2 separate regions of the Homo sapiens genome follow, and region 2 is linked to region 1. Evidence: chromatin loops called from intact Hi-C (ENCODE). Cell type or tissue: heart left ventricle. All regions are shown on one strand. Links, peaks and the distances in the headings refer to the core of each region. The heading gives the core; the rest is flanking DNA. Region 1 holds the start of LOC124901056 (a long non-coding RNA gene). Region 2 overlaps GRAMD2B (GRAM domain containing 2B).

Region 1 (16,619 bases), core at 5,797-13,796:
AACAACTACCTAGAAAATTATGATTTCAGGATTATCAGGAAGAATTAAGGAAAAGTACCAAAAGTCCTGGCCTTGGACTTATGTAGACATACATAAAAAAGAATAAAAACACAAGATCTTCAAAAGGAACAGAGATACTCAAAGTCATTAATTCTGAATACATTTCTATGTATATTGTTTAAAATAGTTACCAAGAAATAAACACTAACATTTATGGTTAATTAATTTTCAACAAAATGGGCAAGATAATCCAATGGGAAAAGAATAGCCTTTTCAACAATAGTGCCAGGACAATATTCTAAAGAATGAAATTGGACCCCTACCTTACAACATACACAAATATTAACTCAAAGTAGATCACAGACCTTATATAAGAGCTAAAACTATAAAAATCTTAATAAACATACGAGTAAATAATCATTGGGTTGGGCAATTATTTCTTAGGCCCAACACCAAAATCGCAAGTGATAAAAGAGAAAATTGATAACCTGGACTCTACCAAAATGGAAAACTTTCTTTGGTGCTTCAAAGGACACCATGAAGAAAGTGCAGAGACATCCTATGAAATGATAGAAAATATTTACAAATCATATATTTTAAGGAACTTGTAGCCACAATATATAAAGCATACGAGTCAATAATAAAAAGACAAATAACCCAATTTTAAAACGGGGCAAAGGATTTGAATGGATTTTTCTCCAAAGAGAATACACAAATGGCCAATAAGGACATGCAAAGATGCTCAGCATCATTAGTCATTAGGAAAATGCAAATCAAGACCACAATGCAACGCCACTTCATACCCACTCGAATGGCTATATCAAAAACAAAAAAAAAAGAAGTGTTGGCAAGCATGTGGAGAAACTGGAACTCTCATCCACTGCTGGTCAGAAATGTAAAATGTTACGACCATTTTGGAAAAAAAGTTTGTCAGTTCCTCAAAAAGTTAAATATAGCAATTTCATTCCTAGGTATATAATCAAGGGAATTGAAAACATGTGTTTGCATAAAAACTTGTACACAAATATCCATAATAGCATTATTTTTAATAGCCAAAAAGTAGAAACAATCCAAGTCTCCATCAACTAAATAATGGATAAATACAATGTGGTATATCCATACAATAGAATATTTTTGGTCACAAAATGAGATGAACTTTGAAAACATTGTAGGTGAAAGAAGACAGTCACAAAAGATCACAGATAGTATGATCCCATCTATATATGAAATGTCCAGAATAGGTACTTTTTCTATATATACAGATGAGATATGAATGTCTCATCTCTAAAGAGAGAAAGTAAATTAGTAGGTTAGTGGTTGCTTAGGGCAGAATGGAAGAGGAAAATAGGGAGGATGGGCAGGGACTGCTCTTGGGTACAAGGTTTCTTTTGAGTCATGAAAATGTTCTAAAATTAGATGGTGGTGATGGTTGCACAATTCTGTAAATGTACTAAAGCCACTGAATTGTACACTTCGAACAAGTGAACTTTGTATTATGTAAATTATATCTTAATAAGGCTTTAAAAAAACTCTAAAGTGATAGTTACTTTAAATAAGACCTTATGATTTTATTATAAGTATTGATCAAAATAAATATAAAATTTGCTAAATCCTTATTATGTTCAAGGCAATATTTAAAGTCTTTACAAATACTAGCTATTGTACTTTCTTAACAAACCTATTTGGTAGGTACTATTATTCCCATTTTACAGATTAGGAAACTAAAATATAGAGATTTTCAAATTCCCCAGCTATTAAGTAGCACAGTAAGAATACAAACAGAAAGAGTCTGCATTTTTTAAACAAAGTATGTACTGAGTCTGGATCTAATTGCAAACTATGGGGAGGAAATTCCTGAAATTCAGAAAATTGTGGAAATTTTGAAATATTATAATTAATGATGGAACCTAACACAGCTAATGCCTCAGAGTAAATATCTATCTAATTACTTCACACAATAGCAGTGGAAAATGAAAGTGTAGGTTGTAGGATCGCTTCCCGCTCTTGTCCCGTACAAAGACAACATTTAACACAGATGGTCTGTTGCTGGTACGTTTTCATTCTCTCAAGAGTCACAACAGGGAGGAATTCTACAAAGCAGCATGATGTGAAGAGGATCTAGATTACCAGGTCAGGAGTGGAACATGAATCAGGAGGCAGCCCTAGCTCTGCCACCAACTATTCAAGTGACCTATCCCCACTAGTGATAGATCTATAACAGGAAGTATTTTAAGTACATGCATTCTAAGGTTCCTATTGGCTCTAAAACCTCTCCCTCTATATCCTCTATCATCTAGTTTCTAGACTAATCTCAAAAACATCTTGGCCAGTGGTATGTTCATTCCCAAACAAATCTTTCTGAGATGTTTCATAGAATTCTCCAAACATGTCTTTGATTCTGTTTCCACTACTCTGGCCCCTGGTGCTCCAGGTGTGGGAGGGAACAGAGAAGATGTGTCGGTTTCTCACTTTGAAGGGTAAGGCCTCTTGAAAATAATGACTGTATTTAGTGAATATTGGATATACTTTCAGAATTACCAAATGATTTTGATAATCCTTTAGAGTAAAACATAATTTTGATGATGATAAAATGTTCATTGTGATTATCTCTGGTGGCTGAGGATTACAGATGATATTTTTCTTCTTTATATTTTATTTTCAAAATGTTTGTAATGAGTATACATTTTGTTTTGTAAACTAAAAAAGCAGTATATTTTAAAAACCTTAGTGGCACAAAGTTGTGAATGTAGTTCATGCCACTGAACTATATACTTTAAACTGACTAAAATAGTAAATTTATGTTATGTATCCCTTAGGCCAGTAAAATTAATACAAAAAATAACCTTATGGGGGACGCTAATAATCATACTATCTTCAGAAGTATTTCTCTGAAAATAATTATCAATTTGCATAAAATCAAACAAAGGCAGAATATGCAATAACCACTATGCAATTTGACAGATAATAATGCTATTGAAATCAAGAATGCTGCTTTTTAAAATCTGGTAACTCTGAGGTCAAATGTGTATGTTTTATCAAACACCCAAATGTGAATGTTTAAATGTTTACAGCGGTGTAAGGGAGTCAGCTCATGCTTGCTCAACTGTCAGTTCATTACAGGCTCAATTCCCAAAGTCACGTTCAGTGTATCATGTCAGCAGCTTGAAATCAGCTGTGGTAGGAGTATTTACGCTGTGGAAATTGGCCAGTGCTACAAATCAGAGCTTTTTTTTTTTTTTCCTGGAAAACCGGTTTACCAATGCATCACTGTTTAAATAATAAACATATCAATCAACAGAAAGTTCTGCAAACAAAATTTTTAAAATCAACTATCTCAAATCATTTTATAAATTTAAGCAAATATAGTTAAAAGCACTAAAAAGACTTACCCAAGCTGGTGGATAAACTAGAATAGGAACTTGGGTTTTCAAATTTCTTACCTTTATATCTTAAAGCCCCAAATGCACACAAAAAAAGAAAGATTATCTAAAGTCCAATCTTGCCATGTCTACTTACATGTTTACTGAAGCTGCAAGATCAACTTTCTAATCTTCTGGGGGCAAACTCCCTCTAAAGTCATGAGCTGTGGCAGATAGTAATAGTTCTCTGACAAGGGGATAACATATATCCTTTCTCTGCATCCTCTCAAAGGGTTCACAACTTTGGGAGAGAAATCAACCCCCTCCCCTCTTTATCATAAAAACCGTAGAATAAAGAAGTTTGAAGGAGAGAGGAAGGGACTTAAGATATGCTTTAGCCCATGAATTAGACTGGAATATTCCAAGCTGCTTGGCAAGGTCATTATCACCAGTGTCAACACTCCATGGGCCTAGACTGTCAATGCTTGCCCTCCCTCTAGGATTAGGTCTTCCACAAACCACGTGCAAACACACAGCTGTTGTCCCATTGAGTAAAGCAAATCATATCTTTCACTTATATCATATGACTCCACTCAACATGAGTGAAAGTATGACCAACTCAAAGATCCTAATCTTCATTGTCATTACCATCAGTAGTATTTTCTGAATGCTTACTATGTACAGGCTTCATACTTGAAGTTTACACATATTATATCAAGTCCTCCAAACAATTTTTTGAGATAGATATTATTGTTATTCCCATTTTTACAAAAGCTCAGAGTAGTTAAATCCCTTTCTAAAGTAACAAAGCAATGAAATAATCAAGCCACCCTTTTCCAGGCAACCTGACCCCTAAACTAACACTCTAAACCATGAAATCAAACAGCCAACCACAGGAATGTGGATATATTTAATTTACACCCACACACCGGTTTTCCATACATGGTTATTCCATGTATGGAAATATGGTGACAACTGAAATTCAAGGTGATTTTACCAGACCAAGGCTTTTTTTTTTTTTTTTTTTTCTTTTTGAGATGGAGTCTCGCTCTGTTACCCAAGCTGGAGTGCAGTGGCGCGATCTCGGCTCACAAAAACCTCCGCCTTCCGGATCCAAGCGATTCTTGTGCCTCAGCCTCCAGAGTAGCTGGGATTACAGGCCACGCACCACCACACCTGGCTAATTTTTGTATTTTTAGTAGAGACGGTGGTTTCACCATGTTGGCCAGGCTGGTCTCGAACTCTTTATCTCAGGTGATCCACCCACTTCGGCCTCACAAAGTGCTGGGATTACAGGCGTGAGGCACCACACCCGGCCCAGACCAAGGCTTTTTTTATCCAAATCACAGTACTATGTGCTTAGAGTATACAAGCTAATTGTATTAATAATAGCCTAAACACAGCATAATTTATCAAATAAATCTTAAGGCACAAATATTTCTAACTTCGCTTATTTGTAGAGAAAATCTCGTTTATTTCTAAGTGTAAATTTATATTCCATGGCTCTGGAAAACTCCATTTTGAAGCTCTGTTAATCTGGTGGTTCTGGTTTGATCTTATGTCTCAATATCCAAATCCTACACCTGTAAAAACTGGAGGAGGAGGAGGAGGAGGAGGAGGAGGAGGAGGAGGAAGTAGAGGAAAAGGAGGGAGAGGAGGAAAAGGGGAATATACAGGCATGAATTCCGCACCTCCCATCCATCGAGCCTAGCATCAGTAGGCATATTAGTTTCTTATTTATGGAATCCAGAATGCTCGGATATAATAACCAAAGATTATTATCATCATTGCACAAGACTACATTCTTTGAATTATGGACCTTGTTTCATTGAAGAAAGAAAAAACTCTTATGGCCAAACTTTAATTTGTAGGGCTTAAGCAAAGAAAACTAGAGCTTCAGAAGATTTTCTTTTCTTTTCTTTTCTTTTTTTGATTTGGATTCTCACTCTGTCGCCCAGGCTGGACTGCAGTGGCGCCATCTCGGCTCACTGCGAGCTCCACCTTCCCGGTTCACGCCATTCTCCTGCCTCAGCCTCCTGAGTAGCTGGGACTACAGGCTCCCGCCACCACGCCCGGCTAATTGTTTGTATTTTTAGTAGAGACGGGGTTTCACCGTGTTAGCCAAGATGGTTTCGATCTCCTGACCTCGTGATCTGCCCGCGTCGGCCTCCCAAAGTGCTGGGATTACAGGCGTGAGCCACCGCGCCCGGCCGAGAAGACTTTCAACATTATTTCTCAATTCCCATGGAAGGATATAAAAGAGTCTCTGTGATTTTTATTTTAGTTGTATTTTATTTATTATATATTATTCATTTTGGCCACTGTGCATGTTCCTTTTATAGTTATATTTACATAAACGTCCTATTCCAGTTGTTTATCTTTGACCACCTGGTCTTTGTTTTAATTTGCACACACACAAATGAAAGCTGTGGCACAGGCTAGGAGGGCTTGGGCAGAGGCCATGTCTAAACAGTCAAAGGGCTCAGGCAGTGGCTGTGGATGGCTGCACAGCAGTCAACTGCCATTAATCTTGAAAATAAAGCTGTCAGAATTCACATTTTCTTTCAATGATCATGTACTATCAAAACCTTATTCCTATTTAAACATAAAGTCCAGCTATAACTACTTGCACATTTTGTCAGCTTTATCACAGGCAGCTCATATCAAGAAGTGAAATTCACCGGGCAAGCCCCAGCTGGCTCCAGCCCTCAGACAGGTTTAGGATGCCTCCTCCCACCAGAATCTGTTGTGTTAAAACTTGAATGCCCTGAGGGAGGCAAAAGCATTCCTTTGTTTACCACTCTCTGCTGGCTTCTGTCCCTCCCCCAGGGTTTTACTTACCTTTCCGGTTCCTAAAGGCCTTTGAGTTTGTGACCCCTGCTCTAGACTTTCAGAAAATCTCACCTTTGACACAATTTCTTATAATAAGGATTAACTCAACATCTTACATAAGAGTTCAGCCAATACTGTTTAACTACGTCAGTATGCTTCCCATAGGCTAGTAAATTGCTGCGTAACTGAAATAACCGTAACACCCGGCTGACTGGAGTAATGGGACCAACTCATCTCATTCTGCTTCCAAAGCATCGTGCATATGGCCATCGAGCTCATCTTTCATCATTTTATTTCCATTACCTACAGGATAAAGCTTGAACTAACCACACTGGCATCAAGGTTCCTTCATAATTCAGCCTCCAGATAAATGTTCACTATTCCTCTACTTCACCAACAAACTCTCCACTCTCCACTCTCACACACATACCTGGTCCATGCCCATTTATTTGTTCATGAGCACTACTCCTTTCCCTTTCTGCCTTCCCCATGACCCCACATTGAAACTCAAACCCCACATTTTCCATTAGACTTTTATAAGTCATACCAGTCTCAATTGATTTGCCTCCTTTTAACTGTAAATGCTCAATAAATACTTGTTGAATGAATGAATGAATGAATGAATGAATGAATGAATTCCAGCATGACCACATGCTTACTATTTAATTATGGCCAAGTGGTTTAACCTTTTAAAGATATAGTTTTTTTAATCTATAAAAATGTAATTTGGGCAACGATTAAATGAGATGTTATATACGAAATTATCTAGTAGAGATGCTATATTGACTCAAAAGATATTAGCTAGTACAGAGAGTCAATAAATATTAGCCTAATTCACTGCCTTTCTATCGCTTTTATTTTTAGTTAACTTTTCAGTTATGTAGACTGTTTTTTCCTAGCTTCATTGTTGAAGCAAGGACCCATTTTTTAAAACTTTTTATATCACTCGCTGCAGCTAGCAAAGAGCTTTGCTAATAAATATATATCAGTTGATTGAGTGAGTACGAGGAAAGCTTATCTATTGAAAAATAAGTTCAAAGACTGTTCACTGACACTGGAATTTCCTCCTTTAGAGACATTTTGTTCTAAGTTAGGAATTGCCCCTGTTTAATCCAAACCTGCATGAGACAGAGAGTAACAGACTACATTTCACTGACCATTAACATCTGTGCCAGTAAGAGTTGTCTTTTGTTTACAAGGAGCAGAAACTCCCATGCAGGTTGTTGCTATTGTATGAGGCATGGTGACTGGTTTAATTCAGCAATTTAATATAACAGCTTATTTAATGTCTCCAACATTTCAACTCAATTTCAGCACAGAGATAAGAGAGGAAAGAGAAATATAGACCGTGCTCTGTCAAGGAAGGACAGGGAGGAAAGCTGGGGGCGGTGCACCTTCAGAACTGTAGCATGAGGGCGCTCAGCAGTACTAAGGTGACCACCTGCCCCAGTTTGCCCAGCACTAAAGATTTCCTGGAATTTAGGGCATTCAGTGCTAAAACCAAGAAAACTCAGCAGGAAAATATTGTCCAAAATAATGTAATATCACTGAAAGACTCACTTCAAAAGTGTTCTTAGGGTCAATACAGCATGTAGAGCAGCACAGACCTGTCCCTGCCAGGTTAGCAGTTGGTTAGAGCAAAATGCTAATGAGGCCAAGGCTAAAGGTTTGCTTTGATTTCCCAGGAAACTTTGCTCTCTTCCACAATCAGAAACTGTGTACTTCTCTTAAGCCAGCCATTCTGCAATGTCACTGACTAATCACAAGGGGAACAAGGAGAGAGAGCATAGCTACTGTGGAACAAATCTTTCACTGGTGCTAGTAACGAGGGTGGAGGGACACTGATGTTTTCCTTGTGCATGAACATTTGTCGCATGAAGAAACTCATTTTCTGAACTTATTTGTTAGTAAAATGCATATCTAGGTAACAATAATGACACATAATTGCAAATCTCTACTGCATATTCTCCTACGTATTTCATTCTAATCCTGTGAAATCAGCATAACAGATATCAAACAGAGCAGAACTGGGATCACCTGCAGTTGCCCAGCCAGCAAGCAAGAGACACATTCGAACTCTCGCTTCCTACTGTTTGTTTGTTTGTATTTGTTGTTACTGTTTGGGTACAAGTCACAGCCTCCTATAACCCAGCAAAATATGCAACCTGAATATTGAGACTCCCTTGACTTTGTGTATATCACTTCCATAAGAACTCCAGAACTCTTCAGGTCCCAAGGACCAAGGAATGCAGCCTTAAAACTGCTGTACATCTGCCAAACATTGGCTGCAACACACACAGTGTGCTGGTCATTTCCTGCGTGAGTACAGGCATAAAGCACATCCACATTGCTCACCCTGTTGGTCAGGCTCAGGTGGTTAGAAAAAGCATCCTGCTTTTAATGTTTAGATGCTGCCAGTCTCTGCACCTCATTGTTTTGTTTTGTTTAGGTGTTTACTTTTCCATGCTTTTCTGACTAAATTCAGATTCAGTGGTGTTCATCTTAGTGAACTAAAAGTTGAATTTCCCAAACACATTTATTTCTTTACAGCAAACATAGGTAGGATGAAAACCGCCCTGTGTCACACTGATATGTTAATCATTAACTGACTTTTAAAAACATAGCCTCAGCTAGATTGAGTCACATGAAGAAAGAGCTTCCTGCAATTCAAGGACTGTACAAAGCTGAAACGCAGAGATTTTCATATTATTTGGGAGACTCAGAAATGAGCTTTTAAGGTTGTTCCTTGACTTGCGGGTCAATAAGCGCACAATGGTGAAGAAAAGGCTGCCTTCTAGTGACACGGTGTTCCGGTTTGAGACTCCGGGCAGCCCAAGGAAGGCCAACGTGGAGGCCTCACGCAGCTCCACAGACAGCCCCAGCTCGGTGTTCCTCAGGTGGGTACAGCCTGGGCCTGGCCATCCACGTCTGTCCCCCTGGTGGCCTCAGCTACCCAACTGGTGACCCTTGGAGAGCTCCTTTTTCATTCCTGGAGGTAGGGATCAGCCATGGGAAGAGAAGGTGCAGCCTAGGCATCCTGACCAGTGGATTCGAAGGGGGTATGTAATAAGGGATGGGCTCTTCTGAGCAAATAGAACTATTATTACTATGAAGGAAAAATAATTTTTAGTGCCTTCTTTAGTACTTTCTTAGTACTGGATAACTGGTCACTATGCAATTCCTCAATTCTTGACTCACTCTCAGGTTCATAAGAAGTGAAAACAAATCGTTGAACCCCAAATCGACTTTGGTATCAAAATTACATGAACTATTATTAAAATAATAATTATTAAAATATTAAGATAATTGCCTTCTTTTTGCCTTTCCAATTTAAATTTAAAATAGTAGCAACTGTTCTCTGGTTCAAGTACTTACTGCATAGTGATTTATAGCAGTTTTGGCCAATTTCAGAACATATTCATTTTAGCTATAAACTCATCAGTATCCAAATCAGCACATTAATATCCACATCAACACCACTCTAATAACTACATATTTTTCATGAAAATTTATTTTTCAAATTCTTTATTCATTTTGTCTCATTATATTTATCTAGCAATTTATAGAATGTAGAAATTTAGTATAAGTGGAAATCACATATTCAAAAGAAAGTTTTTCATCCAACTTTCATGTAAACTTTAACGTAGCATTCATGTAAACTTCTCAGAATAACCCCCACACCCAAACTTTACTTTTTGACAGCACCATATCCAGAAATTCAAGAGTTAAATATGATCGTTGTTTTCTTTTTTAAATGGTTTTAAATCATTTACACAAAAAGTACTTTAAATTATAGCTTTCAAAAATTTAATAGAAAACAAAGAAGTTCTATTTTATTTAATTGCATTCACATATCAGAATGCCAGGTTATGAAAATAAATTAAACACTTTTAAAAAGAAGTTTTAGAGACCAAAAAAGTGAATGTGTGCAAATTGTTTTGTAATATATCTATTTTCAAGTTACTTAATTTTTCTATCCATTATTAAAATGAATCTATCTTACTTGTATTAGTAGTTGAGCAAGGGTATAATTCTGTGATTTAAAATGTAAAACTTAGGCAAACAAAGAGAAAAAATAAAAATAAAATAAAATGTAAAACTCATCCATTATTTCCATATTTTGCTGAGCTTCAAGTGCCTCTTGAATTGCTTTGTCTGTGGAATCCATCTCTTAAGTAGACTGTCATGCAAATTCTTCTTTGGAGCTCAAGCTCTAACCAGGAAAAAAATTAAATTAAATCAAAATGTATCAACAAACAAATAAATATTAAAACAAATACAAAATACATAAAGTATAATTGAAACAAAATAAATGTTTTCATAATTATAGATAAATAGAATAAAAGTAAAATAAAACCCACATCAACTTAAATTCAAGCCTCTTGCAAAAAAAGCTCCAGCCTATGTCACCCGCATATTTGAGTATTCAATATCAAATTTCTATGTTAGCATCTGTAAGTGGTTTTTTTAAATGTGTATTAGAACCGACCTAAAAAAATTTAACATATCTCTAAGTAGGTCAGGCATTGAAGGACTTTTAGTCTAGTTGAAAGATCTATTTAATGTATTGTGTAGAAAATCACTGAAAATAATTTGTGGAAGCATTCAGGCACACATTGGTTAAATCTTTGAGATAAAAAAATAAGACCAGGTAAACACTTTCCTTTACCTTCTAAATAAGTATTGAGAATTTATGTGGCTGTTTTAGTATCACATTATCCTTTCAGTGAACTAGAGCTAATAAAATGTACTTGCAGATCAACAAGCCACTTCAAATAGGCACAGATACAATTTACACAGTGTTTGTATTCAATCACTCAATTCAACAAAAGTTTATTGAGTAATTATTATATGCCAGGCTATGTACAAGGCACAGAGGTTACAATCATGAGTGAGATAGACTTAGTCCCTGCTCTCATGGAGATTTAGTTTAATGTTTAAGACAGGCCAAAAAAATGAATGAATGCATATGTGCATACATAAATACATAATTCAAAAATTAATATGTTTTATAGGAAACAAAGCTGAGGCAGACAGTAAGATAGAGAAAACTACTTTGGATGGGGTGGTAAGTAAAGGACTCTCCAAGGAAGTGATATTTAGGCTGACTTAGAACCAGTCATCATAAGACTGAGAAGGAGCGTGGTTGCCCTGCATAGGGAAGATAGGGAAGAAGTCTAGAGGAAACTGCGAAGAGTGGCACCCATGAAATCAGAGAGATAAACAGATGATAAGGGGGGTTAGAGTTCTATTCTAATTGTGGCAGGAAGCCACTGAGGGTTTAGAATAGAAGAGTGTCATAACGTGACATTCACTTTAAAAGAGCACTCTGGCCTACTTGTGGTTGATTTCCAGTTGTCTGAGCATTCAAGCAATGCTGCATCTTGCCTGTTTCCCCTGGTACATTGTGGAAGGGTGTCTCTAAGGCACATACCTAGAGGAAATGTTCATCATAGATTATGAACATGATTAACTTTTTTTGCCAATGTCATTCTGTGTTCCAAAGTTCTGTGTCATTTGCGCTACCACCAGCAGTTATTCTGCTGTCTCAGCAACACTGGAATTGTCTGATTTTTTTACCTTTTTCAATCTGCAAGGTGTGAAATGGTAACTCAATGTGGGTTTAATATATGTTAAACTAAGAGGAGAAACATCTTTTCAACATGTTTAGTGGTCTTTTTTTGTTTTCTCTTCTATAAAATGCCTACTTATGAATTTATATCCCTTTTGGAGGAAAGAGGTCACTATCGTTTTCTTCTTTTGAGATAGTTTTTTAAAATACTCCAGACGCTGATCTTTTGTTATGTGTTGCAAGTATTTTATTCCAACATATGACTTGTCTGTTTACACTCTCTACTATGTCTGAGTTCTTATTTTAATTTGTTAGTTTATTAATTATTTTCTTTATGATTTGTTTATGACTTAAGAAATCCTTCCATACCCTGAAGTCTTAAGAACATATGTATTTTCTGCTAGAAGTGTGTTTTCCTTTCAAACTAGGATTCTTTCTGTGTTTAGAACGTATTTCCTTTTCTGATGTGAATTAGGGCATCATTCTAAATTATTTGTAGAGATAATAAATTGTCCCACATTATTTATTGAATAGACTGTCCTTTCGTCACTAATCTGTAATGCCAGCTCTGTCATATATCACTGTCTTAATTACCATCACTTTATAATAAAAAATCTGCTAAGACAAGACTCCTTACCCAGTTCAGAAGTGTTTCATTACGTTGACCCTTTGTTCTTCCACTTAAATTTTAGAATTAGCTTATCAAGTAAAACTTTTTAAAAATGAAATTACATTAAGCCTATTGTTCAACTTGAGAAAATTCAACATCTTTACGATGTTAAATATACCAATTCATAAACATGGTATAGCTTTCCATTTATTTAGGTTTTCTTTAATGTCCTTCAATAAAGTTTTAGAATATTCTGCATAAAGATCTTACACATCATGTTAGATTTATTCCTAGATATTTTACACCTTTGTTGTTATTGTAAATATATTTTACATTGTATTTTCTTTTGTCAATGTACAGAAATATAATTAGATTTCTAAATTGATCTTATGTTCAACATCCTTGCTAAACTTTTAATAATAAACCTGTAGACACTAAGAGATTTTCTTTGTAGACAATAATATTGAAATAATAAAAATTTTATTTTTACCTTTCCAAAATTTACTCCTTGAAATCTTTTTGTTTTTTTTTTTCGAGATGGAGTCTCGCTCAGTCACCCAGGCTGGAGTGCAGTGGCGCGATCTCGGCTCACTGCAAGCTCTGCCTTCCTGGGTTCACACCATTCTCCTGCCTCAGCCTCCCGAGTGGCTGGGACTACAGGCGCCTGCCACCACACCTGGCTAATTTTTTTGTATTTTTAATAGAGACAGGGTTTCACCATGTTAGCCAGGATGGTCTCGATCTCCTGACCTCGTGATCCACCCTTCTCGGCCTCCCAAAGTGCTGAGATTACAGGCATGAGCCACCGCGCCCGGCCACTCCTTTAAATCTTCTTTTGCTTTATTACACAAGCAAGGAACACTAGTATAATGTTGAGTAGATGCAATAATTCTAGATATCCTTGTATTGTTCCTGATTTTAAAGGGAATGCTTTTAATATTTCAGGATTTATCAGCTGTTTTCAGATTAAAAGTTTCCTTCTAGTTAAAGTTTTCCAAGAGGTTGTTAAAGTTATTCAGTGCTTTCCCAGCCTCCATTGAGTTAATCCCCATTTGAAAATCTTTGACATTGATAATGTGCACAGTACCTCAAAATTCAAAATTTGCAGAAATCATCGTTTCTCAAAATATACAGAACATTAAGCAGACTTGGAAAAACATGAATTGCTGTAACGTCTATAGGTAGTTGACTGGGAAAGGCTTTGGTGAATTAAGAGTTTCATAAATTATCACTCCGGAAATTTAAGAAATCAAAAACCTCTATTGGATCAAGAAGCTTTTGGAGATTTATTATGCAAATTAGCCATTAGGCAAAAGTGAAAGTTGCTCAGTGGAGTTAGTGTGTAGAATAGGACACCATGGCCTTTGGGAGTACAAACAAGGCCCAAGATGGGAACTGAAGAGGACAAAAATGAGGCAGAACTAATCGGAAATGTTAGGAGGGTGCTCAAAGTCCTTCTGTGTTCTGGGATGAGGTCCACTCCAGGCTGCAGTCAACGATAACCTTGGTGTCCAAGGCAGCCCCACAGTCACACTCATTATGCCTCCATTTAGTGGCTCCAATGCATCTGTGTCTTCTCCTCTATTCTAGCTGCCACCAGTGGGTAGGAAAGAAAATGTTTGCCCTTCTTTCCTTCTGCCCTCTTCTCTCAAGAGCTTTGTCTTTTCTTAGCCAACCCCACTTCTCCTGCTGTTACAAAAAGGACAGGAGCACTCTATGGCACCAGATGAACAGGAACACAGCAGACACTGTGCCATGACCCATTTTCACTAGTCAAGCCCATGGGCTCAGCGCCTGTTCACAAGACTGCTATGTAGAGGCTGGAGTGGGGCCAAGTCCTGGAAAATGAGGTTACTTCTCCAAGAGCAGGGATGAGATGGAAGCATTCAAAGGAAGCAGCACTGTTTTAAGGGGATATATAATGGCATTAGTTTTCTGGGTGTGGAGCAGGTATTTCAGCAAATGGGCAAGGTCAGGGCAGGAGGACCTATGAACTCTGCAGAGCTTCACAGAGGAGAGTGAGGGGCAGGCTAAGACAGGAGGCAGAGAAAGAACAAATTGCACCAGGATATAGTGAGACATGGCTATGGAAGTTAAAATGAGGAGGTTGTCAGAGGACTAGGCTCTCTTAGGAGAGTTAGAATTTTCCCAGCAGGAAAGAATAAAACTCGCCAGCAGTGTCATTGCAAGGAGCGAAAGGACCTCTGGTCTCTTTCCCAGACTTCACCAGATACTTCCGCACATTCAATATTTTCTCAATGCACATGCTCTATCTAGTTGCCAGGCTGTTGAACATGCTGGAAGTCCTCTTTGATGGCCTCAAAAATTCCTATGCCCTTTCAAGATGCACCTGGAAGGTCTAGTTTAAGCTCTGCGTAACTTCCCTTTGCCACCCACACCCCCACTCTCATCCCTCAGAACTAGCAACCTTTTAATTGTTGGCACTATATCCTATATTAACCACTTATCAGAATGTATTGCCATCAGGATGTATTTATTACAAAGCCAATGCAGCTTAAGTTTCTACCCTCACTTATAAGACAGCTTCTACTGTCCAAGGCCCTGGGAGGGCCACTGGTAAGGTGCGCAGATAGTCCTACATTCCTGAAAAATTTGCAGATAGTATTTTAACTGCAAGTATAATTTCTGTCTCTTTCCACTCCTATTTTTCCTCTTTCACACTTTTCCTCCAGTCAGATATGTAGCCAAAGGCATTTTTGGCATTCTGAACTAAGGGGAAGTTGTTCAGAGATACATTTAGTTTGGTATTTGTGGAATCTATTTGTGTGATTTGCCTTCATTTCTGTGTGCACGTAAGTTATCACTGGCTGTATGGTATTAGAATGGCTTCCAGGAATACTCCTACCACCCTCTAAGCCAATATGCCCTGCTCTGGGGCATGGGGCAGAGTCAGAGATGGGATCATGATATGAACATGGTGTCATGCATCAGAAGTGTGTGGGTAGTGGAAAAGAAAATAAGTTTGAAATGTACAGAGCCAGAAACTAGTTTCTGACAAATTTTTCCAATCATCAGATATATAAATCATAATATACATAAATATATAAAGTGGTAGATTCTATTCTTTTTATTGCCTAGTCAAGACAGTTCTCTCCTATTAGGACTATATACTCGATAATGCAGCTAATATAATTATACCAACCTTATTCTTTTTCTTTCTTTTTTGGTGATATTTGTGCATAATAGACTTTATCAGAATTCTTGTGTTTATAAGGCACAAACCCGAAGTAATACTAAAAACACCCACTGCATTTGTGTATGTGTCACATAGTAGATTATCATCACATTATCAAAACTGGGTTTGGATTTGAAATAAATCTTTAGCCCATCAATAAAAAGGTAAGTTTTTTTCTAGAGAAAAAAAACTAAACCACCTTCTTTTCTGTTTACTGAAAATATTATGAGGTTGTTGCCATATGAAGAGATCAATGAGTATCAGCTATAAATTATAAAAAAATATTGTAGAATATGTCAGACAGTTAGTTCATAAGAGCACTATATTACTTTTCTGGATTTGGAGATGTTTATGGAATCTGTAAACTCTTTCCAATTCATAATTTGATTTTTTTCCTCATTTAAATGTATAATCACTTTCATGCCTAATTCCTTGTTCGTACTTTTCTTAAAGAAGACTCTAAAATTGTATAAGCTTCAGGCCCATAAAACCTGGATCTGCCCTCTGATTATAACTTCTTCTATGCCCATGGTCTCCAACAGATCTGTTTTTTCTATTCGTAGAACTTGATACACACTGTATACTTTGCAGCACTGAGTGAAGGAATGGATGTGGTTTTCCCAGCTAGGGGAATGAACTCTCAGCTAGCGGAATGAACTCCCAACAGGAATGCATGTTGGCTTGTGACTGCCTGTTATCAGCCCCTCATTTTTGGAAATTTTGAAAATATTGGTAGGAAAACTAATTTTACACAAATGGTTTTGAGTAGTTTTTACTTTGCCATTTTTTTCAGACCACCAAAAATTGTTATTTTAAAAAATACACACTATTCAATTACCCATTCTGAAATATTTGACTCACTTTTTTTATTTCAGTACGTTTTTGGGAAACAGGTAGTGTTTGGTTACAATGATAAGTTCCTTAGTGGTGATTTCTGAGATTTTGGTGCACCCATCACCCAAGTAGTGTGCACTGTACCCAATGTGTAGTCCTTTATCCCTCACCCCCCTCCCACCCTTTCCCCCAAGTCCCCAGAGTCCATTGTATCAT
Region 2 (16,619 bases), core at 5,062-13,061, 110 kb after region 1:
TATAGATTTGGGGGAGCAGAGACACATGACATCCTGAGGCATTAAGGAGAACAGCCTAAAGGAATTGGCACTGCCCTCTAAACTGGGGACCGTGGGACTATGGCCTATCAAAGAAAAGATAATTCTATCCCACTGACATTTTTTTACCTTTGAGCTATGATGTCACATCACAGTTCATTCAGGCCTCCAGAATAACACCAGAGAAACACCTTCTTGGGTTTGCATGACCTTAGTGAGTTTTCAGTCATTCTGATTCATGATTATGAAGAAGCAACTTTCATACTCATGAAGTCGCTGATTAAAACTTCTTTTTGAGTAGTAGATGTGCCTTATTTAAATATTCTCTCTAAAACCACTGGCAATTGCATAAAGACCACTTAACAAATCTAATAGGAATATTTTCTTTTGTTGGTGTTGGAGCTAGAGGCTAACATACTATTCTTTAGGTAAAACATATTCTTTTTTATTGATTTTTTATCATATAGAGCTATGTTTAGCTAAGCATTATTTGATCGACAGTATTATCTGAATCAGTATAATACAAAGCAATATGAAGCAGTATTTCATATATTTCTACATTTCTGGATTAAAGGTCTTGTTCATGGAATGGGGAAGGGGATTGGGTAGTACTGATCAATGTGATATAGTTCTCAGGAATTCATAGAGAGCCAACATCTCTGAGCAGAGCAGCAGGGACTGAAGATACTAATGAACAAAGTATTAGTCTTTGTTAAGGGATGGGGGATTCACAAAGGCAGTCAGTGCACTTTCAAGCTAATCTGACTCTAGCAATGGTTTTAAAGTTCTACTTCTACCTAAGAACTGATAAAAAGAAGTTAGAAGGAGTGACCCTGGTTTTTTGAAGACATGGATATACTGAGATTGCTTTTACAACGTGTAACCTACAGAAGCAGGAGACTGAAAATTAGCAGGCCATGGGAATAAGAACCATGATAGTGACTTGTATGTTCCATCCCTTCTAAGGATGGTGTCAAAGGAGATTTGGGCTTCAGAGATGTTGCAGAATTTCCTCACTGCCAATGGACCTCAGTCCAACATGGTCCAATATGAGCTGAAGGCACCCAAACAATTGCTCTACAACGGGAACTTTCCAATCAAGTTCCCCTTCTAAAGCAGTTTACCCTGGAAAAATGTTACCATTACCCTGGAAAAATATTAATAAAGTATAGCCTTAATTTAATCCGGACCTTTTTAGTCAGCCTGTCGGTATTTTCAGATGCCAGTAAAATTAACATGCATGTATCACATTCTGTCTAAGCTCAAACTGAAAAGTGATTTAAGCTTTATTTTACAAATGTTATCTGGTTGTAATTTTATACTCATGAAGCAATTGCTTGAAAACTCCTTCTTAAGGGTGTTCCATGCCTTAGATTATGAAAAATCTAAATTTCTAGCCCTTTGTCACTGCATGTTTGTATTGTTGCTCAGAAACAAAATTAGACTCATTTTTTAAAAATCATCATCTAAGTAGATCTCAAATTCTTTTTTTCCAAATTTATCCCAACTTGTAAGTTCTGAATTGCCTCCTCCCTTTGAAAAATGTTGTGAGTAGAGTTCTTTGGCAAACAGTTTTTAGAAAATGTCTTGATTGGTTTAGCCCCTTGTTCTTCCATAGTCTTCCAGCCTAGATCATTGAGGGCAATAAATAAGCCCATCTCATAAACCCAGATGTGAATGCAAATATTCAAAATTAAAAGCTCATTTTGTGGCCAGGCACAGTGGCTCACGCCTGTAATCCAGCACTTTGGGAGGCCAAGGCGGGCGGATCACCTGAGGTCGGGCGTTCAAGACCAGCCTGACCAACATGGAGAAATCTCATCTCTACTAAAAATACAAAATTAGCTGGATGTGGCCGGGCGCAGTGGTTCACACCTGTAATCTCAGCACTTTGGGAGGCCGAGGCAGGCGGATTACCTGAGGTCAGGAGTTTGAGACCAGCCCGAACAACATAGAGAAACCCCTTCTCTACTTAAAATACAAAATCAGCCAGGCATGGTGGTACATGCCTGTAATCCCAGCTACTAGGGAGGCTGAGGCAGGAGAATCACTTGAACCCAGTGGGTGGAGGTTGCGGTGAGCCGAGATCGTGCCACTGCACTCCAGCCCAGGCAACAAGAACGAAACTCCATCTCAAAAAAAGAAAAAAATTAGCTGGGTGTGGTGGCGCATGCCTGTAATCCCAGCTACTCAGGAGGCTGAGGCAGGAGAATCACTTGAACCTGGGAGAAGGAGGTTGCCGTGAGCCAAGATTGCACCATTGCACTCCAGCCTGGGCAACAAGAGCAAAACTCTGTCTCAAAAAAAAAAGCTCATTTGCTTCCTTCAAGCTGGCAGTACTTACATAAAGCCCATCTCTTTGAGAATATGTGAGGCATTTTCAAGAAGTAGATGTTCAAGTGAGTGTGAGTTCCTAGGGAAGGGGGAAGTCAGATCATTTTACCATGGCTGTGCGTGACTCTATTTTCAGGGATTGAAGTGATGTGATCCATTTTCCTTTGAGATCAAACTTGGTTGGAGAGGTATAACATAAATTATCATGAACTTCTCTGTTCTTTGTGCCATTTGATACATTCTTATAGCACATTGTATTGAAAAGAACCCACATTTGGAATCAGATTGGCTTGAATTCCATCTTTGTAACTTCTTATGTAGGACATGCACCTCTCTAAATAAATTTCTTTATTTCTCATAATATTGACTATGTATGATCATAATTAAATTAAATTCTATCTGGTAAATAGGTATCAATAATGGTAGCTTCTATAGTTACTGTTGTTGTTATTCTTTGTTGAACCAGAAAAGTATTTAGAATTCTTTTATGTCACCCATCCTGATTTCATGAAACAAGTGAGGAGGCGAATGAAATTTTTATTCAACACTGGGCATTTTGCATATATTATCTCACTTAATCCACAGAAAATCCTGAGAAGCAGACGAGGCTATCTCCAATTTATAAATCAAAAAACTGAGGCCTAGAACGGATAGCTTACAAGGGGGAGTAGGTCATGTAGATACAGGTTGAGAATCCCCTATCCAAAATGCTTGGGACCAGAAGTGTTTTGGATTTCAGATTTTTGCAATATCTGCCAACATATAACTGGCTGAGCATTCCTAATCCAAAAATCCAAAATCTGAAATGCTCCAATGAGCATTTCCTTTGACCATCAATATCAGCATTCAAAAACTTTTAGATTTTGGAATAGTTTGGATTTATGATTTTCAGATTAAGGATGCTCAACCTGTAGTAACAGAACTGAGCCAAGAATTCAGGTCCCAGATTTTCTATCCAGTGATGGTCCTATTATACCAGTGCTTTTTAACATGCACCTAGAGACAGAGGAGAGTAGGGCATGTGGAAGTTAGCCCAAAGTGGATGACCACAAGCTTGAAATTTCTTTAGAGCCTTGTGCTTATCTTTAAAATGAATACATATTTTGCATTCTATTTCCATGTCTGAAGATAAACGTTTCCCACCAAGATCTTCAGTCCAATTGATGATTAAGATTTATCCTCTGGCTTAGTAAGCCCCACTTTGAGGAGCTCAGTGATACATCCCTGCCACTCTGTAAGACTGGCTTTTTTTCATGGAGGCTGGAGAGCTTGCTGCTGGTTTTGATTTCTGTTTACCTTTTTTTTCTTTTTTCCTTAAATGTGAAGATTTGAAGTGCTGTTCTGTCAAGTCTGAACTGGCATTAACTTGCTGATTCTGTTTCAGATCTCTATTCCAGCTTTCTCGGTAACCCTAATAAAGAAAACCAAAACTGCTCTTCTAGTGCCAAACGCCCTGATCATAGCAACAGTCACAGACAGGGTGAGTATGCAGCCGAGCGAGGGCATCTTTGCTTTGTCCTCCTGCTCTGGGCTCTGCTGCCTAAGGGGTCTCTTGCCAAGGACCAAGACTCCAAACCATAAATATCATCTCCTGTGGTGAATCAGGAAAATTCCATAAGACTAATTTTAAAAATTATAGCCTGTAGACATTCATGTAGTGCTGTTTCCCTTCACAAAGTGATTTATTCTCATAGAAGTGTTGCCAATTTTGAATTTCCTGCTGACTTAATTATACTTGCCTGACCAAGGTCAAAAAAATAAAATTCTTTCTCAACTTCTGCTAGGTCAGGCTAAACTGATACATTCAGTTCCTTTAATAATAGTCTTAAAGGGAAAAAAAAAAAAAAAAAAAGGAGGTCAGGCCTTTAATTCCAGCACTTTGGGAGGCTGAGGGCTGAGGTGGGAGAATTGCTTGAGCCCAGGAGTTGGGAACCAGCCTGGGCAACATGGTGAAACCCCGTCTCTACAAAAAATATAAAAATTAGCCAGGTGTGGTGGTATGTGCCTGTGATCCCAGCTACTTGGGAAGCTGAGGTAGGAGAATCACTTGAGCCCAGGAGGTAAAGGCTGCAGTGAGCCATGATTGTGCCACTGCACTCCAGCCTGGGCAACAGAGAAAGACCCTGTCTCAAAGAAAAAGAAAAAGGACAAGGCCAGGCATGGGGGCTCACACCTGTAATCCCAGCACTTTGGGAGGCCCAAATGGGCAGATCGCTTGAGTCCAGGAGTTCAAGACTAACCTGCGCAACATGGTGAAACCCTCTGTCTTCAAAAAATACAAAAATTAGCCGGGTTTGGTGGCACACACCTGTGGTCTCAGCTACTGGGGAGGCTGAGGTGGGAGGATTGCTTGAGCCTGGGAGACAGAGGTTGCAGTGAGCTGAGATCGAGCACCACTGCACTCCAGCCTGGGTGACAAAGCGAGACCCTGTCTCAAAAAAGTAATAAATATATATAAAGAACAAGAACAACAAAACCACCACCTTACTGACAGGGTGAGGCAGGCAGGTTGATAGTGAGGAGTTCCTGGTGTGGGGGTGGCCAGCCTCCCCATAACCTCAATCAATACCTCCCTAGAGCCATTCCAGATAAATAAAACTTGCACCTGCTCTGCAACTGCAGGTACAGGATCAGTTTTTAGACCTGCTTTACTAACAGCTTGCCTAAACTACCTTCTATATAGAAATTCCAGAGCTGAATTGACTATTGGGCTACCACAGACATGCACAATCAGAAAAATTTACATTAAAGTGGTGTCTATTTCAGCTTGGCAAGAAAGAGGGAGTGGAGTGGTCTGGTTACTTTTCACATGAATTTTTTTAATCTTTCATGAATTATTTCTATGAAAGCATAAACTCTACATTCTATAGATTTCATTTCTCCTTTTTCCTTTTTTATTTTTTCTTTTTTCAATAGAGATGGGGTCTTGCTATGTTGCCAAGAGCTGGTCTCAAATTCCTGGGCTCAAGTGATCCTCTTACCTCAGCCTCCCAAAGTGCTGGGATGACAGGCATGAACCACCATGACTGGCTATAGATTTCCTTTCTAACCATACTAGAAAACTTGTAGAGAGGAGAAGAAAGAAGGAAAGATAAAAGAGACCATTCTGATAAGCTAGAAAATATGTTAATATCTATTTGGGGATTTTTTAGAAATACTAATAGCCAACAGGCATCAGTATTTCCTCCTTGTCAGGCCATGCACTAATGCTTTTTTTATATTTTCTTGCTACCACCCTGTAATGGATAACTGTTATTAAGAAAACTGAAAGTTAGAGGGGTTAAGCAATTTTCCCAATGTCACCCACTTAGTAAGTGTAAGAGCCAGAATTTGCAACTGGATCTGCCTGATGCCAGAACCCACAATATTAATTACTTTGGAATATAGTACTTGCTCGGAAATAATTCAAGTTCCCTCATTGGTGAATGAGAAGGATAATCACAAACTCATGGAAAGGAGGTCTGAAAACATTCTATGGCATAAATAGATGGAAAAAAAGTAAATTTTTATATTTTCTGAACATATTGTTTATGGTAAAATCATTTTTCCTCATGTCATTTGTCTTCACATGATTTGTCTAGCTTTGATTTTACTCCTTTCCCATGGCTCACTTATAAGTCTCCACTAGAAAATCTCCATATTTGTACAAGGAAGAATCTGGAAGTGGCAAGAAAGAGAGCTAGCCTATTAGAGCCACTGGGAAGTTTTCAGTGGAAATCTAGGTCAGAGCAGAGAAGGCGGACCCTCGGGAATTGTTAAATACCCTTAAAAACAAAAACAGAGGGAGAGAGATTTTAAAGGGGATCTAGTGAATGTCACCAGCCTTTTCTTAATGTCCAGGCCTTTTCTTCTCTGGGCTTGTTTGAGGCACCAGTGACAGGCTTTTGGAGCCTTCATTTTGCCCTACATGTATTTATTACTCTTAAATTGGGTTTGAAGATTTTGTTGCTTTTATGGGAGAATGTTTGCTTTATTACAGGAATGGAATAAAAATGGAATGTTTGAGTGAGAGGAATGAGAATATAGATCAAAGAGAGGTCCATGTTGTTTGAAAATGCAAAAGCTGTATACAGATACTTTTCTGAACTCTCAACTCTCACTTCTCATCCGGCAATATCTATTCATAATTATCCTGTTTTGTTTTTCAGTACATATTTGTCTCCTTACTCTCCAGAGATTCAACTTACAAACTACTAAAATCTGTGTGTGGACACTTAGAAGTGAGTATGATGTCCCTGAGCCTCAATTACTGTCTCTCTTCTGTATTTCTTATGGTTTCATAGTTAATCTGGCTTTTCGTTTTGTTCCAATAATTTCAGAATACAAGTGTTGGTAACAGTCCCAATCCATCTTCTGCTGAAAACAGTTTCCGAGCAGACCGCCCTTCATCTCTGCCTCTGGTAAGTTGCCCACATAACTATCTAAATGCAAAAGAAAGGGAATATGTCCCACAATTACACTTGTGCTTACACCATGACCAGGGTGTGGGAAGAGCTTAGGACCAAAATATTTGAGGTACAGTTGAAGAAACAGGGCATATCTTCCTTGAAGAAGAGGAAACCATAGTAGCCATAAACTTTTTCCAAGTAATTGAAGAGTTGTCCTGCAAAAAGAAAGAAACACCTAGTAGACTATCTTGGTGAGTTACTGGTCAGTGAATGCATTCATAAAATCTTGCTCTGTTTGCTTGTCAATATTGGCTTAGAGGGATTCACAAATCTATTTGAGGTAGGACTGAATCATCCCACAAATCCTTAAATGTCTTCTGTGTTCAAGGCACCATGCTAGTGCACACTGTAGGATACCAGGAAAAATTAAAACTAATTTATGCCTTCAGAGACTTCACAACTTAGAAGAGAAATGAATATGCTCAGAATTAACTGTAAAAAAAAAAAAAAAGAAAGAAAGAAAGAAAGAAAGAAAGAAAGAAAGAAAGAAAGAAAAGAAAAAAAAAGAAAGCTATAATGCCCAAGTGACAGGTAAAGATTGATTCATTCCCTTAGACTTTGTAAACCGTAGAGTAAATCTCCAGTGGGAAGTAGCTCCCTCTGTGTAAGATTTGTACCCATAATGGTTATAATGTTTTCCCAAGAGAGTTCCAACCATACCATTCAAATGATTATAAATATTCTACATTAGTGAAGCAATATGAGCCCATGGTTTCAACAACTCCCACAAATCTTTTTTTTGAGAACAGTTTAAAAGTAATGGGATTGAAAGCGTTTTCACACAAACACTTGTACAAGAATGTTAATAGCATTATTCATCATAGCCAAAAGGTGGGGAAAACCCTAATGTCCATCAACTGATTAATGGATTTTTTAAATGTGGTATACCTATACAATGGGATATTATTCAACCATAAAAAGGAAATTAAGGGCCAGGCGCAGTGGCTCACGCCTGTAATCCCAGCACTTTGGGAGGCCGAGGCGGGTGGATCACAAGGTCAGGAGTTCGAGACCAGCCTGGCCAACATATTGAAACCCTGTCTCTGCTAAAAAATACAAAAAATTAGCCAGGCCTGGTGACGCATGCCTGTAATCCCAGCTACTCAGGAGGCCGAGGCAGGAGAATTGCTTGAACCTGGGAGGTGGAGGTTGCAGTGAGCCGAGATCACGCCGCTGTACTCCAGCCTGGGAGACAGTGCAATGAGACTCCATCTCAAAAAAAAAAAAAAAAGGGGAGATGAAGTACTGATACCTGCTACAATATAGCAATATAGATGGACCTTGAAAGCAGTATGCTAAGTGAAAGAACCCAGACTCAAAAGGCTACATACTGTATGATTCCCTTTATATGAAATATCTTGAACAGGAAAATCCATAGGCACAGAAAGTCAACTAGTGGTTGCCAGAGAATGGGGTGAGGGAGAAATTGAGAGTGACTGCTAATGGGTATGGGCTTTCTTTGGGGGTTGATGGAAATATTCCAGAACAAGATTGTAGCCATGGCTGTACAACATTGTGAATATTCTAAACACCACTGAATTGTATACTTTTAAATGGTGGATTTTATGTTACCTGAATTTTATCTCAATTTCTTAAAAATCTACCTTGAAAAACAGTGGTGGGAAGCAGTACAGAATATAATGTAACACACTTGATTTGGAATCCAAGAAACCTGGTTTTAAATCTGGGCTCCACCCAGCTATGTTATAGCATCAGGCAAGCTTTAACTGCTTTGACTCAGTTTCTTCATCCATTAAAATGCCAGCTTCATGATGTGGCTGTGAAGATTAAATGCAATCATGTATGTAAGGAGCTTTGCATACTGCCTGATATGAGATAGGCATTCAAGAAATCATTACATTGAAGAAATTTTCAATTTTCCTTCTCCTATAAATCCTTGTATGAAATCGAAATGAGTGTTGAGATGAACAAAAGACAGCTAGTTCAAGGTGAAAGGTTGGTAATTTGCTTACAAGATGAGTCTCTTCTTCATTTGGCAGCTGACTAAATTGTTAAAAGCTCAGCCTAATTGTACCTTTGCCAGGACATTTTAATGACACCATTTGTCTCTTCAGTTCTTAAGCACTTTGGGGAACCAGTAGAATACAAAGTAGAATGTCTGTGCTTTTTACCTTACTCCTACATCATCTTTCTAAAATTTAAATGTACTATCACTAACCCTGTTTTGATTTAGTTGAGGGGAGAAAAAAAGCTTAAACTTTACTTTCAGGGTCTAATTGGCTAAAGCCACTTTTCCTTTTCTGTTTCCAATACTTTTTTAAAAAAATTATAAGTTAGTAATATCTTTCTCTCTGTCTACATATTTGAACTTGGATTTAAAGCTTTCTATTTTTTTCTCTTATATATGTCTGTAGTAATCAGGTTTTCTCATTACGAAGTGCTAATGAAACCTTCAGCTTCACACTGGAAGCTTCTCAATTATTGGCATTCTGGGTGTTTTCCTAGACATTTGTTGTTTCGAACGAGTTGGCCAGTGTTTGTTGACAGAATTTTAACTGCCTGAAAAATCTGTTTCAGTAACCAGATACTCAGTCATCTGTTGGGAAAATCCCAGTCGTATGGAGTAATCCTTCCTTCTATTCTATGTTTTATAGGTCAGGCCTAGGTGAAAGGGCTGGGAGTTACAAAGGCCTGCCTGTTTACTAAGGGAATATCAGCCTGTCTTCATTTCACTGTTTCCTTTCAGGATTTCAATGATGAATTCTCAGATCTGGATGGAGTGGTTCAACAAAGAAGGCAAGACATGGAAGGATATAGCAGTTCTGGTTCTCAAACTCCTGAATCTGAGAACTCTCGAGGTTTGGGAAATTGTTGTATTTTGACTAAAATTTAATTCCCCTCAAAACATCCTCACCCCACCCCCTTAAAAAAAAAAAGAAAAGAAAAGAAAGAAAAAAACCCACATTGTCTTCCTAGTTAAAAATCAGGAATGGAATCTGGAGAAAGGATGCCTTGAGAGTTGGAGGGAAAAGAATTGCCTATGTGGTAAAAATTCATTTGCTTTTATGCACATTTAACAGAGGTCTTTTAAATAGACCTAACGTTGGGGTGGTTGAGAGAAAAAAACATACAATTTTGTTTTTGTTTTTGTTTTTGAGGCTGGAGTGCAATGGCACAATCTCGGCTCCTGCAACCTCCACCCCCCGGGTTCAAGCAATTCTCCTGTCTCAGCCTCCTGAGTAGCTGGGATTACAGGCATGCGCCATCAAGCCCGGCTAATTTTTGTTATTTTTAGTAGAGACGGGGTTTCACCATGTTGGTCAGGCTGGTCTCAAACTCCTGACCTCGTGATCCACCCACTTTGGCCTCCCAAAGTGCTGGGATTACAGGCGTGAGCCACCGCACCGGCCTATTTTCTTCCCTCTTATTTCAATAATATTTTTAATTGTTACAGCTGAATTATCCATGTGAGTTGGTTGGAAAATGAAAGACTATCCTTATATCACTTTATTACTTATTTGCTTAAGCATTCAATTTCAGCCCCAGCCACCACAACTAACTTGTGAGACCATCCATTCACATTCTTGACCATTATGCATGTTAAGGGATTGATTTACTTGGAGATTAATCCTGTTTTTAAATACATTGGAGAGAACACTTACCCAGCTCTGTTTTGGCTTAGTAGATTTCCATGCGACAGAATCCCAAACAGTTCTGAATGTCTCCAAGGGAGAAGCAAAGCCAACTCGGGCAGATGCCCATGTGAACAGAGTACCTGAAGGAAAAGCCAAGAGTCTCCCTGTACAGGGTAAGGAATGGATGTCTCAGGGGGGTGGGTTTAGAAGGATTGGAGATGTCTGTTTGTAACTTTTTTTTTTTTTTTAGACAGCATCTTGCTCTATCACCCAGGCTGCTGTAGTGCAATAACATGATCTTGGCTCACTGCAACCTCTGCCTCTTGGATTCAAGCGATTCTCGTACCTCAGCCTCCTGAGTAGCTGGGATTACAGACGCATGCCACAATGCCTAGCTAATTTTTGTATTTTTAGTAGAGACAGGGTTTCACCATTTTGGTCAGGCTAGTCTCGAACTCCTGACCTCTAGTGATCCACCCGCCTCAGCCTCCCAAAATGCTGAGATTATAGGCTTGAGCCACCATGCCCGGCCTATTTGTAACTGGGTTTCACCTTATGACTGCTTTTCATATTCCCTTTCCTCCCTTTGTATTATAGGTCTTTGCATATTAATTCACTTATTCTTTTAGCAAACAGTACCCAGTTCCGTGCTTACAGTGGGGGATACAAAAGTGAATAGCCTTCATGGAGGTCACTTCATGATTCTGAATACATGAGATTATCTTTCAAAAATTTCTGTTACTGTAACCCCAGCACTTTGGGAGTCTGCGGTGGGAGGATTGCTTGAGTCCAAGGAGTTCAAGACCAGCCTGGGCAACATAGTGAGACCCTATCTCTACAAAAAAGTTAAAAATCAGCTGGGTGTGGTACATGTTTGTAGTTCCAGCTACTTGGGAGGCTGAGGCAGGAGGATTGCTTGAGCCCAGGAGGTCAAGGCTGCAATGAGCTGTGATCACGCCACTGTCACCTGGGCAACAGAGTGAGACTATCTCAAAAAAATAAAAAATTTTCCAGTAAAACTCAAATTTCTTATTTACTAATTATTCTAATAACTAGCTATACTGGTAAGGGAGCAAGGATATTGTTATATTGTCCATCATTGATTCCAGTACAATGCTTGACACAAAGAAGGCTGTGGATAGGTATGTAATCAATGGAATGTGTTGGAAGGAATTGTAACCACTGGTTAAAATGACAACTGGGAGACTTGATATTTTCTCTGATTTCTTTTACCTGGGAACAATTACCTCTCTCAAGTACCCCATAGGGATATTGCTGGATAAAAGAAGTGTGTTATGGTTTTAAACAGTTGTTTTTTGTTTTCCTCCCAACAGGTCTGTCAGAAACTGTTGGAATCTTACATAAAGTCAAGTCTCAGAAATGTCCGATGCTTCACCATATTCTTATATTCTATGCAATTGTGTAAGTACATGAATTTACTGTGAGTGACTAAGAAAATGATTCCATTCGCTAAAGGAATAATCTCTTCACACTGCCAAGACCTACTGTAAATCTCAATTGTCTGAAATGTGACCTACATCTTTACTTTGACAATTTCTGTCTCCTACTTCAGGTTTTTTTCCTTAGGCTTAGGTCACATTTTCATGGTTGTGCCAAACCCTGCAGAGGACTAAGTTCTGAGTGGGTACCATTAGTTGGGAAATTGCTCTGTGAATTATGAAGCATCTTTACCCTTGTTATTTTTTTTACCTTATTTTTTTAATTGACATATAATCATTGTAGGTATTTATGGACTACATAGTGATGTTTTGATACATATAATGTATACTGATCAGATCCGGGTAATTAGCATATCCATCACCCTTATCATCTCTTTGTGTTGAGAACATTCAATATCCTTCTTTTAGCTATTTGAAACTCTATCATTGTTAACTTTAGTCATTCTACAGTGATATTCAACACCAGAACCTATTCCTTCTATCTAGCTATAATTTTGTTTTGCCATCTGTCCCATGTCCCCTGAACAGGGGCCAACACAACTTGAAAATGTTGTCCTCATCCCCTTTACCAAAAATGTAGGCATAGACTTTTTTAACTTCTAGCGTGTAACCAATTGTTCTTCTGAAAATAGCCTGACCCAGTTCTAGGCTGTTCCTCCCAACCAAGGAAAATATGCCCAGTCTGGTTTCCAGATAAAGGAGGGAGTCACCAGAGAACATGGCTAAGATCTGCCCAGGCTCTTCTGGCAGAGGACGGTAGTACCGCAGGGAGGAGGAACACTGGCTTGGTACTCCAACTTGGGTCTGGCTCTGACCAGTGCTATTAGAAGGGCCATTATTTGCAAATTAAGGGACTTGGGCTAGAGGATTTTAAGTCTCTTCTAGCTGTAAGTTTTATAACAAGCATCAGCCTGTTTAAAAAGGATGTTTTTAAAATCTTTTTACCAAGTTATTTTGGAAAATACCTTGCCTCGGGTGTACCACATTGGCACTGAGTTGTTTTATGAACATCAGATCCTGGCCGTTAACCTAACGAAAGTTTCTCTTTCATCCGTTTCCAGTGTCTGTGCACTAATCATCTCGACCTTCTACATGAGATACAGAATTAATACTCTGGAGGAGCAGCTGGGGTTACTAACCTCCATTGTGGACACCCATAATACTGAGTAAGACGATTGCCTCTAGCTGTCATCTGCTTGCCATTCTGCTTAATATAATAATTGACCTGAACTTAGCATCCTTCTTAGTAAACATTAATTGGAGATACATTCTGTATGTGACATTTTGTTAAGTGTATATGTGGAAAGTAAAAAGGTAGGAGGGTCTAGAAATGAATGACCTAACCCTGTACTATTTTGGAGTTGTGGTAATGTTGCTAGTAATAAGGCAAGAAACAAGCCTAATTTTACATTATCTTGCTCGAATATGCTAAGATGCAGTTGTGACCTTGCCCCATTTATTAAACTACACAAGTTTACCTTAGTAAAATGGCAATAAATCAAGACACTCAGAGAAAGAAGCAATTCAAGAAACTCAGCACATTTTATCATGTATAACTTTTTATATTAACTCACTTATTTGCAAAACTCTTGACCACTGTCAAGATCAATGTGACTAGTAATTAATTGAATGTGTCTGTGAAGATTTTCCATCAGTCTTTTTTTTAACATGCCTGGCCTAATTAAACCTTTTCAGACATAGAGCTCTTTTCTTTAAACCTATTTACAAGAAGCTTTTGACACATTGCCTAAAAAGTGAAATAATTTATGCCATGTTAGAAAGTGTACATTTAGCCCAAGTTTTTGAAGTAGAGATATTTCCTGACAGAGTATTCACCACATGCTGAAGGCTCTATTAGAATGGATACATACACATACAAATACAGATGATTTTTCCTCATTATATTTTCACCATAACCTTAGAATAGAACTGTTCCCATTTTACAGATGAAGAAACTGAGACTCAGAGTAATAATTAGTTTAATGTCTTACAGTTTGCAGATTCAGCTGCAGGTCTATATAACTACAAAGACCATGGGCTCCTCAGTCTACCAGTGGCTCTCAAATTTTAATTTGCATCAGAATTATCTAGAATTGTTTAAACAGATTTCAGGGCTCATCTCCAGAGTGCCTGATATAGTAGGTCTGGGATGAGGCCTGAGAATTTGCATTTCCAGCAAGTTCCCAGGTGGTGCTGATGGCAATGGTCTGAGCTCTATACTTTGAGAAATACTGTGTTATACCATTCTAGGACCTTTCTTTACTCCATAGGAATTACCTTTAGGTGGCTTACATGTATGCAGGCATACAGGTTATTTTTGACCCATAAATATACACTTGAACTAATAAAATACAAAAGCCTAATAAACAGTTTGGTATGGATTCATACTCTGCCCTTAGTTTCTCCCATCTTGTTCAAAAAGTTAATATTGGCATAGAGATAAGAAGTGACTCCAGGCCAGGCACAGTGGCTCACGCCTGATTATGAGACAAGGGCAATTATAGTTGTATGATAAATCTCAAAGAAGAAACTACAAAAGTCTCGTGTTTCAAGGGACATTTGATTAACTAGATAAGGACATTCCTAAACTTGTAAAGTTCTAGTATAAATAGCTCAAAAGTACAATAATTCTTGTAAGTTTATGCTCTGGTGGAGACAGAAAGGATATTAGGGGTTAATAAAAGGGTTCTAAGAAACCACGTGCTTGAAAATAATTGCCTGATTTTTGTTTAGAAGCCGAAACACACCATATCCACTTAAACAAAAATAGCTTAAGAGATTTCCCGCTGAGCTTTTAAGAATTAGTTCCCTAAACATCTAGCCTGGAGTTGCGGATTACTGCAGGGCTTTGTCTAATATTAACAAATGAAATGTTCATTCTCTTCTATTATAAACCAATTTTCTGTTCAAATAAATTTTAAATGTGTTCATTCCACTTCTTTCCTTGTCATCCCTGCCCATAATAATTTTTCTCTTTTTTCTTACAGACAGGCAGCACCATCTGGCCTGAGGTCACAAGTACAATTCAATGTGGAGGTTCTCTGTCAAGAGCTTACAGCTAACATAGTGAAATTAGAAAAGGTGACCTATTTCTTTCCTGTGTATGGGGGCAGTCACAGTAGTGCCTGTTGGTTGCCCTAGGTCAGGTCAGGGATTACACACTCAGACGCCGTTAGTGTGCCGCAATAAACCTACATGATCAACCCTGGCTAGGGGCTTTTTATAGTAAATGTGGAAGAATATTTTTTATTTCCACAAAGAAATAGGTCTTAATCTCATTTTCCTTGAAATACATAGTCTTGTAGGTCTTTTGTTCTTCCTCCTTGATTAGACATATTACTTAATAGCACAGGGCCCAGTGGTAAGTGACTACTGACATCGGAGCTTAATGTAGGGACATAGTAGGGAGTGAACTGGAGACCAACCACTGGCTTGGCCAGAAAGTACAGCCCCAACTCCACCAAGGCTGACTGTTCCCATAGGTAAAATATTGCATGTAAGTCCTATTAGAACCATGGAAGATAGACGTCATTGTTCCCTATCTGATAGGGGAAGAATCAAGAGTTTCAAATTAGCTTGCTGAAGGTGACACACCTAGAAAGGCAGCAGACGTGAGTCTGCTGAGAGAGCATTAGAAGAAAAATACATAAATAAAGTCAGCAGATCTGGAACCTGAACCAGGCCTGTCTGACTGCAAAGTTGTGCTTAGAAGCTCTCTGCTTTACTGTTCCTCAGAATTCAGCTTTAGGCTTTGTTGATAAGGCCACAGATGTACCTTTACCTCAAAGTATCTACAGTCCAAACAACGCTAGGGCAAAACTGTCCTTAGCCTGTGGCATTCTTAGAAGGCAGCAGGAGGGTGAGCTGGAGAAGAAGATAGGCATGCCAGAAATATCCCAGAAATAAACCTGATTTACATGTCTTATTTTCTTCTCCTTTATCTGATAACTACTTTGTTTTTACCCTAATCCTTCAGGAAAGGCTTAGAGAGAATTCAGTGTTCAATTACAACTGCTGTCACAAACGCCCAGTATCTGGTAGCTTTACATCATAGTACAGTTATGCTTACTTGGGAAGACATATTTCTTCATATTAAATACAAATTAGTAAAATTTCATATTAAATACAAATGAATAAAATTATCTTTGTTTTCCTACACTCAGTGTTAGTTAGTATTTAACAGCTAAAGTATTAAGAGCAAAGGAGTTTCCAAACTTATGTTCTAAACCAAGTCAGGTCAGAGAATTCATATTAAATCATTCTATTTATGGGCAAATGTAGAAAGTTCTTTACATCGAGAATCAACCTAGAGAAGGTATGAGTTAGCTTTCTTCCTTTCTAAAACATTAGTTTCTGAGAATTGAAGATAAACGATTTTTTTTAATGAAATGCTTACAAATGTTTGGCTTTCATGCAACCCAGAGAATGAAGTGGTATTAATTTTCAATTTTGTTCACTCTTACATACCAGTGATATTCTTTGGATTAGAAACACATGGGATCCTGCCGCCTTCTTTTGTGTTTCTTCCCACTCTCCCGCTGGGCCTGGCCGGGACACCACATTCTGTAACCAGGGAACTGAAAACAGAAGAGCTTGTTCACAGCAGGCAAACAGCCTCAGGTCTTGTGCAGGGTTCAGACAGCTTAGCAGGGAGGCCGGGGAGGTTTACAGGAGCACCAGTGGAGACTACCTTTGTCTCAAAGCAGAAACTGATTCAGTAAAAAGTGGATTTGGGGTCAAAATGCGCGTGTTGATGTTCTAAA

The links. Peaks named below come from ENCODE experiments on the same cell type or tissue, not always from the same donor. Only the 100,000 strongest peaks of a DNase experiment are listed, where the experiment ranks them.
Region 2: a loop joins it to region 1, with 2.5 times the contacts of the local background. A loop is called at or near these places in 5 of 110 quality-filtered maps.

The regions. Positions count from the first base shown.
Region 1 is chr5:126,362,480-126,379,098 of GRCh38, forward strand. It overlaps LOC124901056 (a long non-coding RNA gene), which reads right to left and starts at 7,819. Exons shown (of 9, transcript XR_007058919.1): 1 at 6,201-7,819. It also overlaps a transcript of GRAMD2B not described here. RefSeq lists enhancers at 4,930-5,671, 5,672-6,412, 8,528-9,052, 9,053-9,576. In heart left ventricle, for the core only: no CTCF peak of the experiment used is centred there; no DNase peak of the experiment used is centred there.
Region 2 is chr5:126,473,956-126,490,574 of GRCh38, forward strand. GRAMD2B (GRAM domain containing 2B) reads left to right here. Exons shown (of 14, transcript NM_023927.4): 6 at 3,737-3,832; 7 at 6,501-6,572; 8 at 6,672-6,752; 9 at 9,508-9,619; 10 at 10,447-10,569; 11 at 11,731-11,818; 12 at 12,918-13,022; 13 at 14,844-14,937. Among named protein-coding and RNA genes, the nearest start is that of GRAMD2B, 59 kb to the left of the region's middle. In heart left ventricle, for the core only: no CTCF peak of the experiment used is centred there; no DNase peak of the experiment used is centred there; H3K27ac peaks cover 1,583 bases.